Linked DNA regions of Homo sapiens: region 1 is linked to region 2. Evidence: read pairs that join two places in POLR2A ChIA-PET (ENCODE). Cell type or tissue: endothelial cell of umbilical vein. All regions are shown on one strand. Links, peaks and the distances in the headings refer to the core of each region. The heading gives the core; the rest is flanking DNA.

Region 1 (5,382 bases), core at 188-5,187, 250 kb after region 2:
GCTTCTGTTCCAATGGAGAGTTAGGTGTCATTTATATCTTGAAATGATTGCTCTAACTGCTGTGCTGAAAATAGAATGGGGGGCTGCGAGGTGTGCGAGGCAAAGACACAGCAGAGAAACCATTTAAGAGGCTATTGCATTAATATAAGCTAGAGATGCCAGTGGTTTGGGTGAGAGCAGTGAAAAATGGTTTGGTTTCAGATGCAGTTTGGCAATATTCATGATAGGAGTTACTGACAGATTGGATGTGGGGTGTAACAGAAAGAAGAGTTATGACACCAAGGTTTTTGGCCTGAAAACAAGAAGAATGGAGCCACCATCCACTGACATGGGGAACATTAGGAGGAGTAAGTTTGGAGGAAAATATTTAAGAGTTCATTCAGTTTGGGACATAATAAGTTTGAGGTGCTTATTATACAAGTGGAAATGTTGAATAGGCAGAGGTCTTGGCTGGAGATAATATTTGGAAGTTGTGGCCTATATATGATATTTAAAATTATAAAGCTGGATAAAGTGGTCAAAGAAGTCAAGATAGGAAATAGCAGAGCTCAGAGAATTGAGGCCTGGGCCCTCGATGGTTAGAAGTTTGGAAGATAAGGAAGAATAAGCAAAGGAGACTGAGAAGAAACAGCCAGGGAAGTACAAGGAAAACCTAGAGAGGCTACAGCTCTGGAAACTATGTGAAGACTCTTACCTGGTTTTAGCATGTGACTTCCCTTCCAGACCCAGTGGGTTGATTTTTCTCGTCTGTGAGTTTCTAAAATTAAATGTATACACTATCTTCCTTCCCTCCACATCTTCCCCAGACATTTAGCTTTAACAAGAAAAGATTTTTTTTTAATAAACAAAATTCATTGTAAATACTCTGTCAACTATTGTTCTCTGAGCAACAGCTCTTATGCATTGGGGCCACCCTCAGCAGTCTCTGTTACTGCTACAAAAACATGGGACTAACATCTGACTTCCAGAGAGTAAGTAGCCAAGAAAGAGAAATCATCAGCTGATCAGCTGCTGGTGAGTTGTCCCTCGTAATTCCAAGCATTCATATAGGATTGACTTTTACAGCTTCAAGAACTAGGCTATCTCTCAAACTTGATTATTACCATTTACTTATTGGTCAGTGTAAGCATAAGATAATTTGCCCTTCTTGTCACTGACAAATAGGTGGGTATATATTAGTTACCTATTGCTGTGTAACACTTTACCCCAGAATTTAACAGCTTATGACAATATTTATTATCTCAATATTTTTGAGGGTCAGGAATTTGGGAGCAATTTAGCTAGATGGTTCTGGTGAAGGGCTTCATGAGGTTATAATCAACATGTCAGCTGTGGCTACAGTCAACCGAACACTTAACTGGACCTGGAACATCCACTTCCAAGATGGCTCACTCACATGACTGTTGGCAGGAGGCCTTAGTTCCTCACCATCTGGGCCTCTCCATAGGGCTCCTTGAATGTCCATATTACTTGGCAGCTAGCTTCTCTTGGAGTTAGTGATCCAAGAGAATGATAGAGGAAGCAGGAAAAAAACCCATAATATCTTTTTATATCCTAATTTTGGAAGTCACACACTGTCATTCCTGCTACATTTTGTCTGTAAGAGGTGAATCACTAAATCTAGCCTACATTCAAGGAGAAGAGAATTAGCTCCACCTCTAGAGAATTTATGGATGTATTTTAAAATCACCACAGTTTGCCCTCTAGCCACAAATTATTTACACTTCTTCTATGTGCAAAATGCACTCACTTCCTCCCAAAATCTATCAAAAAAGTCTCCTTCTTCTATAGCATCAGCTTGAAATATAGGTAGCTGTCCTTTTAACTAGGTCCAAGTGTGGGTGTGGCTCCTTGGGTATAGTTCCTCAGGTATAGTTCCTTTTGTTGTGAAGACCTGTAAACTAAAGAGACAGGTTAACTACCTATCACACACCCAACATACAGTGATATGGACAGGCAGTGATTCTGAACAGGTATAGAGATTTCCTGTTCCAAAAGGGAAAATGATGGCACAAAGAAGTTGCTGGTTCACAGCAATTCTGATAGTTGTCTAGACAAATGTCAGAAGTTCCTTGACTAGGACTTCTACTTCTGCCCAGGAGTTCTTCTCTGTGACTCTGGAATCCACCCTGTTAGTCATCCTTTCTTTTCCATTAAAAGTAGTTCATATTTGTAGCTGCATAGCTTTCTTAGCTTGCTTCTTGCCAGTAGAAATTTCAGGGCCCAGAGACCGGTTTTCATTTTGTACTATTTTTCCACCTTTCAGTTTAAGCTGGCAGTGTTTCTTTTTAAAACTTCGAGTATCCTGTGAATCTCACTGGGATTCATGCCATTAGGCAAAAGCCACATCCACCAATCTCTTCTAAATAGGCTTTTTCCACCTTGGGTTTCTGCTGGGATTGCTGAGAGATACCACTTGTAATGGGTAGAATTGTGTCCCCCAAAAAGCTGTGTTCAAGTCCTAACCCTGATAAGGTCACCGTGAATATGACCTTATTTGGAAATAGGGTCATTACAGATGTAGTCAAGTTATAGTAAGATCACACTGGATCAGGAAGGGCCCTAATCCAACGGTTGATAGTCTTATAAGGAGAGAAATTTGGCTGGGTGCGGTGGCTTACTCCTGTAATCTCAGCACTTTGGGAGGCCAAGGTGGGAGGATCACCTGAGGTCAGAAGTTCGAGACCAGCCTGGCCAATGTGGTAAAACCCCGTGTCTACTAAAAATACAAAAATTAGCCAGGCGTGGTGGCCCATGCCTGTAATCCCAGCTACTCAGGAGGCCGAGGCGTGAGAATTGCTTAAACCTGGAGGCAGAGGTTGCAGTGAGCTGAGATCGCACCACTGCACTCTGGCCTGGGCGAGAGTGAGACTCTGCCTCAAAAAAAAAAAAAAAAAAAAAAAAAGAAGCTAGAAATTTGGACATGAACACAGAAGACAGAAGAAAGCCATGTGATGACAGAGGCAGAGGTTGTGGGGGGCATACATCTACAAATCAAGGAATGGCAAAGATTGCTGTCAAACATCACCAGAAGCCAGAGAGAATCATGGAATTGATCTCCCTCAGAACTTCCTGAAGGAACTAACCCTACTGACACCCACATCAGTGAACGAATAAATTCCTTTTGTTTTAAGCTACCCAGTTTGTGGTAGTTTGTTATAGCAGCCCTAGGAAACTAACATAACACCCTTAAGCTTCTTAGTCCGATTTTCTAATTGAATGATTCTTTAGGTACCATTCTAGATCTTTGTGAGGTTGTGTTTTTTTTGTTTTTTTTTTGAGACAGTCTCACTCTGTCACCCAGGCTGGAGTGCAGTGGTGCAATCTCGGCTCAGTGCAACGTCCGTGTCCTGGGTTCAAGTGATTCTCATGTTTCAGCCTCCCGAGCAGCTGGCATTACAGGTGTGTGCCACCATGCCCGGCTAATTTTTGTATTTTTAGTAGAGACAGGTTTCTCCATGTTGGCCAGGCTGGTCTCAAATTCCTGGCCTCAAGTGATCCTCCTGCCTTGACCTCCCAAAGTGCTGGGATTATAGGCGTGAGCTACCGTGCCTGGCCCTTTCTGAGGTCTTAACAAAGAAGTGTTATAGTCTGATCCTTGGCTTCATCTGAAATCAGTCTTTTGGCAGTGCCTTGGATTCGATCTTTGCTTGAAATCTCTTAATTTTAGTGTCATTTACTAATCTGGAGATGCTGGGAATTCTCAGAATTATATAATTCTGTCCTTTTTGTTTAACTGTTCTTCCTTTAATTCATCCCTCTTTTGCATTTTAAAGTAAGCAGCAAGAAGCCAGGAGGTACTTTCAAAAGTGAAATCACTTTAGCTAGATTATCAACCAGTTTTTGGACCACAACATCTACTTTCCATGTTATGGTAAGGCCACAGCTTTGCCATTATATAACAAGGATCCTTTTCCCTCCAGTTTCTAATCAGATTTTTTCTGCCTTTTCTTAATCTCTCACCTTTAACTTCCTCAAAGGCCATAGTGCTTCTGTTTTTTTTTAAGGCTCTTCAAACTTCACTGATGCTCTCCTCAAAGTCCTTTTAACTTCTGCCCCACTGCTGGGTTCCAAAGATACTCTCAAGTTTTGGGTCTTTATTGTGGCGGCACCGGTATCCAGATATCGAAATCTGTATATTATCTATTGCCATATAACAAATTATCTCAGAGCTTAGTGGCTTAAAACAACAAATATTTATTATCTCACAGATTCACTGGGTCAGGAACAGGTTCAGTTGGGAGTAGCATGGCTGAGTGGTTCTGGCCCAGGATTTCATGAGCTTATAGTCAAGATGTTGGCCATTGCTGCAGTATAGGATTGACTAGGCTTTACACATATTCTGGCAGGTTTGTTCTGGCTGTTGGCAGTACTCAGTTCCTCATCACATGGACCTTTCTATAGGACTGCTTGATATGGCACTCTCCCAGAGCAAGTGATTGATCCGACAGAAGTACAAGGAGAAAGCACTGCCCCCCGCCCCCCACCTTTTTTTTTTTGAGGCAAAGTCTCTGTCACCCAGGCTGGAGTGTAATGGCACAATCTTGGCTCACTGCAACCTCCTCCTCCTGGGTTCAAGTGATTCTCCTGCCTTATCCTCCTGAGTAGCTGAGACTATAGGCACGTGCCACTAATGCCTGGTTAATTTTTGTATTTTTAGTAGAGATGGGGTCATGTTGGCCAGGCTGGTCTCGAACTCCTGACCTCAAGTGATCCACCCACCTCAGCCTCCCAAAGTTCTGGGATTATAGGCAAGAGCCACCACACCCGGCCATTTCCCCCACTTTTTTTTACCTTGTCTTGGAAGTCACAGATTATCAATTCTGCCATATTCTATTGTTAAGTGAGTCACTAAGTCCAGCCCACACTGAAGGGAAGATTATCAAATAATTTTTGGACATATTTTTAAAACAACACGAAGCATTCTAAAAAAAAGAAAACACAATGAATTCATAGAAGCAGAGAATAGAATGGTAGTTACTAGGAGCTGTGGGGCAGAGGGGGTGGATTAGAGAGATGTTGAAGGATACAAAATTTTAGTTAAAAGTTCAAGAGATCTGTTGTACAACGTGGGTGACAGTAGTTAATAACAATGTTTTCAGCCAGGTGGGGTGGCTCATGCCTATAATCCCAGCACTTTGGGAGGCCAAGGCGGGCGGATTACTTGACAGCCCGGCCAACATGGTGAAACCCCATCTCTACTAAAAATACAAAAATTAGCCAGGCGTGGTGGTGTGCATCTGTAATCCCAGCTACTTGGGAGGCTGAAGCACAAGAATTGCTTGAACCTGGGATATGGAGGTTGCAGTGAGCTGAGATGGTGCCTCTGCACTCCATCCTAGGTGACAGAGCAAGACTTCATCTCAAAAAAAGAAAAAAAAA
Region 2 (5,382 bases), core at 258-5,257:
GTGGTGGCTGGCACCTATAATCCCAGCGGCTTGAGAGACTTAAGCAGGAGAATCACTTGAACCGGGGAGGCGGAGATTGCAGTGAGCCAACATCATGCCACTGCACTCCAGCCTGGGCAACAGAGTGAGACTTCATTCCCCACCCTCAAAAAAAAAAGGGAGCATTTCCACCTTGGCCTGAGCTTTTTCCCCTTAACTTTGTGGCCATCTCAACCACTTCTCAGATCAAACAAACACCTCCCTCCCTACTATACTCCACCCTATGTACTTCATGGCAAGTTCCTTCCCACATTTCTTCTCAAGGAAACAGATAGTAGCCATGGCCCAGTAATTATAGTTTTCAAAATCAGTGCCAGGAAACCATACCAGCACTAAGGAAGGGAAAGAAGACATAAAACTAGGAAATAAAAGGCCTTCCTCAATTTTTCTGTGTACTCCCAAACCAAATTACTAATCATTTTTCCAACAATTAACAGAAGAAATAAGTTACATATGTTTCCTCAGATAAAAGTTATATAAGTGGAGGGTGGGCTTTGAGAAACTGAAAAAGAAAAACCAGGAAGAATAACTAGATTCTACCTCCAATACAGGGCGATTTTGGAATCATTCTTTGCTATTGGTTCAAAGAACTAATTTTTTTTTTTTTTTTTGAGACAGGTTCTCACTTCATCACCCAGGCTGGAGTGCAGTGGCTCAATATTAGCTCACTGCAGCCTTGACCTCCTAGATTCAAGCAATCCTCCTGTCTCAGCCCCCTAAGTAGCTGAGACTACTGTGCTAGCCACCACTCCCATCTAATTTTTTGTTTTTTGTATTTTTTTGTATAGATGGGTTTTCGCCATGTTGCCCAAGCTGGTCTCGAACTCCTGGGTTCAAGCAACCCACCTACCTTGGCCTCCCAAAATGCAATGATTACAGCCTTGAGCCACCACACCTGGCACAGAACCAACATTTTTAATATTAAGCGTTTCACATAGTCAGTCTTTGATACAACACTTCTACCTTTGAGAAACTAAGTCATATTTTCAAAAAAGTAGGCTGGCTGGGAGCGGTGTCTCATGCCTGTAATCCCAGCACTTTGGGAGGCCAAGGTAGGAGGACTGCTTGAGCCCGGGAGTTTGATACCAGCCTGGGCAACATGGTGAGACCCCCGTCTCTACAAAAAAAATAAAAATTAGCTGGCTGTTGTGGCATGTGCCTATAGTTCCAGCTACCTGGGAGGCCGAGGTGGGAGGATCAGTTGAGCCCAGGAGGTTGGGGCTGCAGTGAGCTATGATCGCACTACTGCACTCCAACCTGGGTGACAGAGCAAGACCCTGTCTCAATAAAAGAATTAAAAATAAATTAAAGGCCAGGCGCAGTGGCCCATACGTGTAATCCCAGCACTTTGGGAGGCTGAGGTGGGCGAATTGCTTCAGCTCAAGAGTTCAAGACCAGCCTGGGCAATATGGCAAAACCCCTTCTCTACGAAAAATACAAAAAATTAGCCGGGAGTGGTGGTGTGTGCCTGTGGTCCCAGCTACTCGGGAGGCTAAGTTGGAAGGATTGCTTGAGCCCAGGAGGTCAGGAGGTCGAGGCTGCAGTGAGCTGAGATTGCACCACTGCACTCCAGCCTGGGTAACAGAGTGAAATACTGTCTCAAAAAATAAATAGGTAAAAATTTAAAAATTAATTAATTAAAAATGAAAAATAAATGTAGAAATCAGAGAAAGCTTTACAAAGGAGATGACTTTTTTTTTTTTTTTTTTTTTGAGACAGAGTCTTGCTCTATCACCCAGGCTGGAGTGCAGTAGCACAATCTTGGCTCACTGCAACCTCTGCCTTCCGGGTTCAAGTGATTCTCCTGCCTCAGCCTCCCGAGTAGCTGGGATTACAGGCACCCACAATCATGCCCGGCTAATTTTTGTATTTTCAGTTGAGACGAGGTTTCACCATGTTGGCCAGGTTGGTCTTGAACTCCTGACCTCAGGTGATCTGCCCGCCTCAGCCTCCCAAAGTGCTGGAATTACAGGTGTGAGCCACCACACTTGGACAATCTTGGACTTAAAAAAAATCTTTTTTTTAAGGCTCAGGGACTCACTAGGAATTTTGTCCTAGCTGTGTGATCATAGGCAAGTCATTTGAGTTCTCTGAATCACAATATTCTCTTCTGCAAAATGTCTTCCTGCTTACCTGGTGAGAATCAAATGTTTGTGCAACTGCGTTATAATGCATATATATAGATATATAGATGACAAAATATAATTAACAAAGAAAGTACTGGCCGGGCATGGTGGCTCACACCTGTAATCCCAGCACTTTGGGAGGCCAAGGTGGGCAGATCACCCGAGGTCAGGAGTTCAAGACCAGCCTGACCAACATGGAGAAACCCTGTCTCTACTAAAAATACAAAATAAGCCAGGCGTGGCGGCGCATGCCTGTAATCCCAGCTACTTGGGAGGCTGAGGCAGGAGAATCGCTTGAACCTGGGAGGTGGAGGTTGCGGTGAGCCGAGATCGCCCCATTGCACTCCAGCCTGGACGACAAGAGCAAAACTCCATCTCAAAAAAAAGAAAGTACTGATCTGGCACAGTGGCTCATGCCTGTCATCCCAACACTTTGGAAGGTCGAGGTAGGAGGATCACTAGAGCCCAAGAGTTAGAGACCAGACTGGGCAACATAGCAAGACCCCCATATCTACAAAAAACTTAAAATTAACTAGGCATGGTGGTAGTCCCAGTTCCTCAGGAGGCTGAGGCCGAGGGTTGCTTGAGCCCAAGAGTCAGAGACTGCAGTGAACTGATCGCACGACAGCACTCCAGCCTGGGCAAGAGAGAGGCCCATCTCTTAAAAAAATTAATTCATTTTTTCAAAAGGCATTGATGGATCTAGAAAAATAAATAAATGTTTTAAAATTTTTTCTTAGAAAAGAAAGTATTATTAATTGTCAGTCTGGATAAAAAAATAGAAACTTGTTTTAATGTAGAATTTCTTTCCCTCAGTCATGAACACCACATTTCCTTCATTTGTTCCTTCTCATAATCAAAAATCATCTTTGCCACTCAGGGGAGTGATCTGGGCTGTTTTGGCTCTCAGAAAAGCTTTTATTTGTTTGAGACAATTCTTGGACTAAGAATTTTGACAGTATATTAAACTGCCCACTAGGTGGCAGAGCTGAGTCAACTGTATTTCTGAATTGTGTAAGAAATAATTTCTCAGAAAAGGGGAAGTTGGGTTGAGCACACAATGTCCCATCTCCCTCATACTTATAAACACCAACGCAGTCCAATTTTCTTCTCACAGAAAAACAAACCACCACCTCTCGCCTCCTTACCGTCCCTGCTCTGATACATATTTGGGCCACAGGCTTTGAGGAGGGACAAATATGATACAGTTTAGCATAAGAAACTGAGGTTGAGGTGTCAAGTCTAATAGTAATAAGAAATAATACTAGGATCTGAATTACTGGTATATTCTATCCAGAGACATAACCCAATCTATCAATTCAATCAATCTATCTCTATATGTATGTGTGTGTCTGTGTGTGTGTGTGTGTGTGTGTGTGTGTATATATATATATATATATATATTTTTTTTTTTTTTTTTTTTTTGACATGGCAATTCAAGCCATCCTCCCACCTCAGCCTTCCGAGGAGCTGGGACTACAGGCGTGCACCATCACACACAGCTAATTTTTTTTATTTTTAGTAGAGACAGGGTTTCCCCATGTTGCCCAGGCTGGTCTCGAAGTTGTGAGCTCAAGTGATCCGCCTGCCTCAGCCTCCCAAAATGCTGGGATTACAGGCGTGAGCCACTGCACCTGGCCTCAATTTATATTTAATAATACATTTATTCTGTGAAGTGTACTCTAATAGATGCTAGGAAGAATACAAAGATAAAAAAGGGCAGAGTTTCTATTCTCTAGGAATTTAGGAGAGAAAAGGCACTTTACGTGTTAGTGCTATGTAAGAAATATGAATGTGCTATGGAGTATTCCAAAGAGAATGAAAAAATATTTGATTGTAAGGTAAAAGATGAGGGGATTGGCTGGGCATGGTGGCTCATACCTATAATCCCAGCACTTTGAGAAGCTGAGGCGGGTGGATCGCTTGAGCTCAGGAGTTCAAGACCAGCCTAGGCTACATGGTGAAACCCTGTCTCTACAAGTTTTTTTTTCTTTTCTTTCTTTTTTAAGTTAGCCGGGTGTGGTTGCATGCCCCTGTAGTCCCAGCTACTCGGGAGGCTGAGGTGGGAGGATTGTTTGAACCTGGGAGATCGAGGCTACAGTGAGCCATGATAGCACCACTGTACTCCAGCCTGGGTAACAGAGTGAGACTCTATCTAAAAAAAAAAAAAAAGTTGAGGGGATTGGGAAGCAAGAAATGTTTTTGGTTTTGCTTTGTTGCTTTGAGATAGAGTCTCACCCTGTCACCCAGGCTGGAGTGCAGCAGCATGATCTCAGCTCACTGCAACCTCCACCTCCGGGGTTCAAGCAATTCTCCTGCTTCAGCCTCCCGAGTAGCTGGGATTACAGGCACCTGCCAACCATGTCCTGCTAATTTTTGTATTTTTAGTAGAGATGGGGTTTCACCGTGTTGGCCAGGCTGGTCTCAAACTCCTGACCTCAGGTGATCCACCCACCTCGGCCTCTCAAAGTGCTGGGATTACAGGCGTGAGCCACTGCGCCCAGCCAAGAAAGGTTTAATAGAGGAAAAATTATTTGGCTGTCTACAGAAGAGTGGGTAAAATTTCAAAAAGCAGAGATGGGGAAGGACAGGCACACTAGGTACAAGGAAAAATGTAAGCAGGGACATAAAGACAGAGAAGGATATATTAAGGGAACACTGAGTGCTCAGTTTTGGCTGAAGCATAGGGTACATGTATGAGGAAATAGTGGGAAATGAATGAGAAAATTTGGTTGAGGACATTTCGTGAAGGCTTAAATGCCAGGTTGAAGCATTTAAACGTGATTCAGTAAGCAATACATTTTGCATTATTATAGGAACACACAGGAACTCAATTCTGTGAGATTAATCTAGTGATGTTCTATAGATTACAGCAGGAAAATCAGTTAAAATCTATTAAAGTAATCTAGGCAAAAGTAACAAAAACATGAACCAGAATGGTGGCAGTAGAATAAGAAACAGGAGACAGGTGCTAGAAACACTAGAAAGATGGCTCTATAGAATTCAGCAGTTGACTGGATGTGGGGCATGACAGAGAGGAAGGAATTAAAGGCAATCCCTGGATTTTAAGCCTTTATAACTTGGGGAATATATAATGGTTCTATTAAAACAAACAAGGGGGCTGGAGGCAGTGGCTCATATCTATGATACTAGCACTTTGGGAGGCCAAGGTGGAATGATCCCTTGAGCCCAGGAGTTTGAGACCAGCCTAGGCAAC

What was found. Peaks named below come from ENCODE experiments on the same cell type or tissue, not always from the same donor. Only the 100,000 strongest peaks of a DNase experiment are listed, where the experiment ranks them.
Region 1: POLR2A ChIA-PET joins it to region 2 with 5 read pairs; 2 of 35 experiments call an interaction of 5 or more read pairs at or near these places.

What each region holds. Positions count from the first base shown.
Region 1 is chr1:145,754,355-145,759,736 of GRCh38, reverse strand. The region is part of intron 4 of RNF115 (ring finger protein 115); the gene reads left to right. Among named protein-coding and RNA genes, the nearest start is that of CD160, 38 kb to the right of the region's middle. In endothelial cell of umbilical vein, for the core only: no CTCF peak of the experiment used is centred there; no DNase peak of the experiment used is centred there.
Region 2 is chr1:146,005,209-146,010,590 of GRCh38, reverse strand. No RefSeq gene overlaps it. Among named protein-coding and RNA genes, the nearest start is that of TXNIP, 11 kb to the right of the region's middle. In endothelial cell of umbilical vein, for the core only: a CTCF peak has its summit at 3,137 (motif pointing right); a DNase peak (open chromatin) is centred at 3,150; H3K27ac peaks cover 209 bases.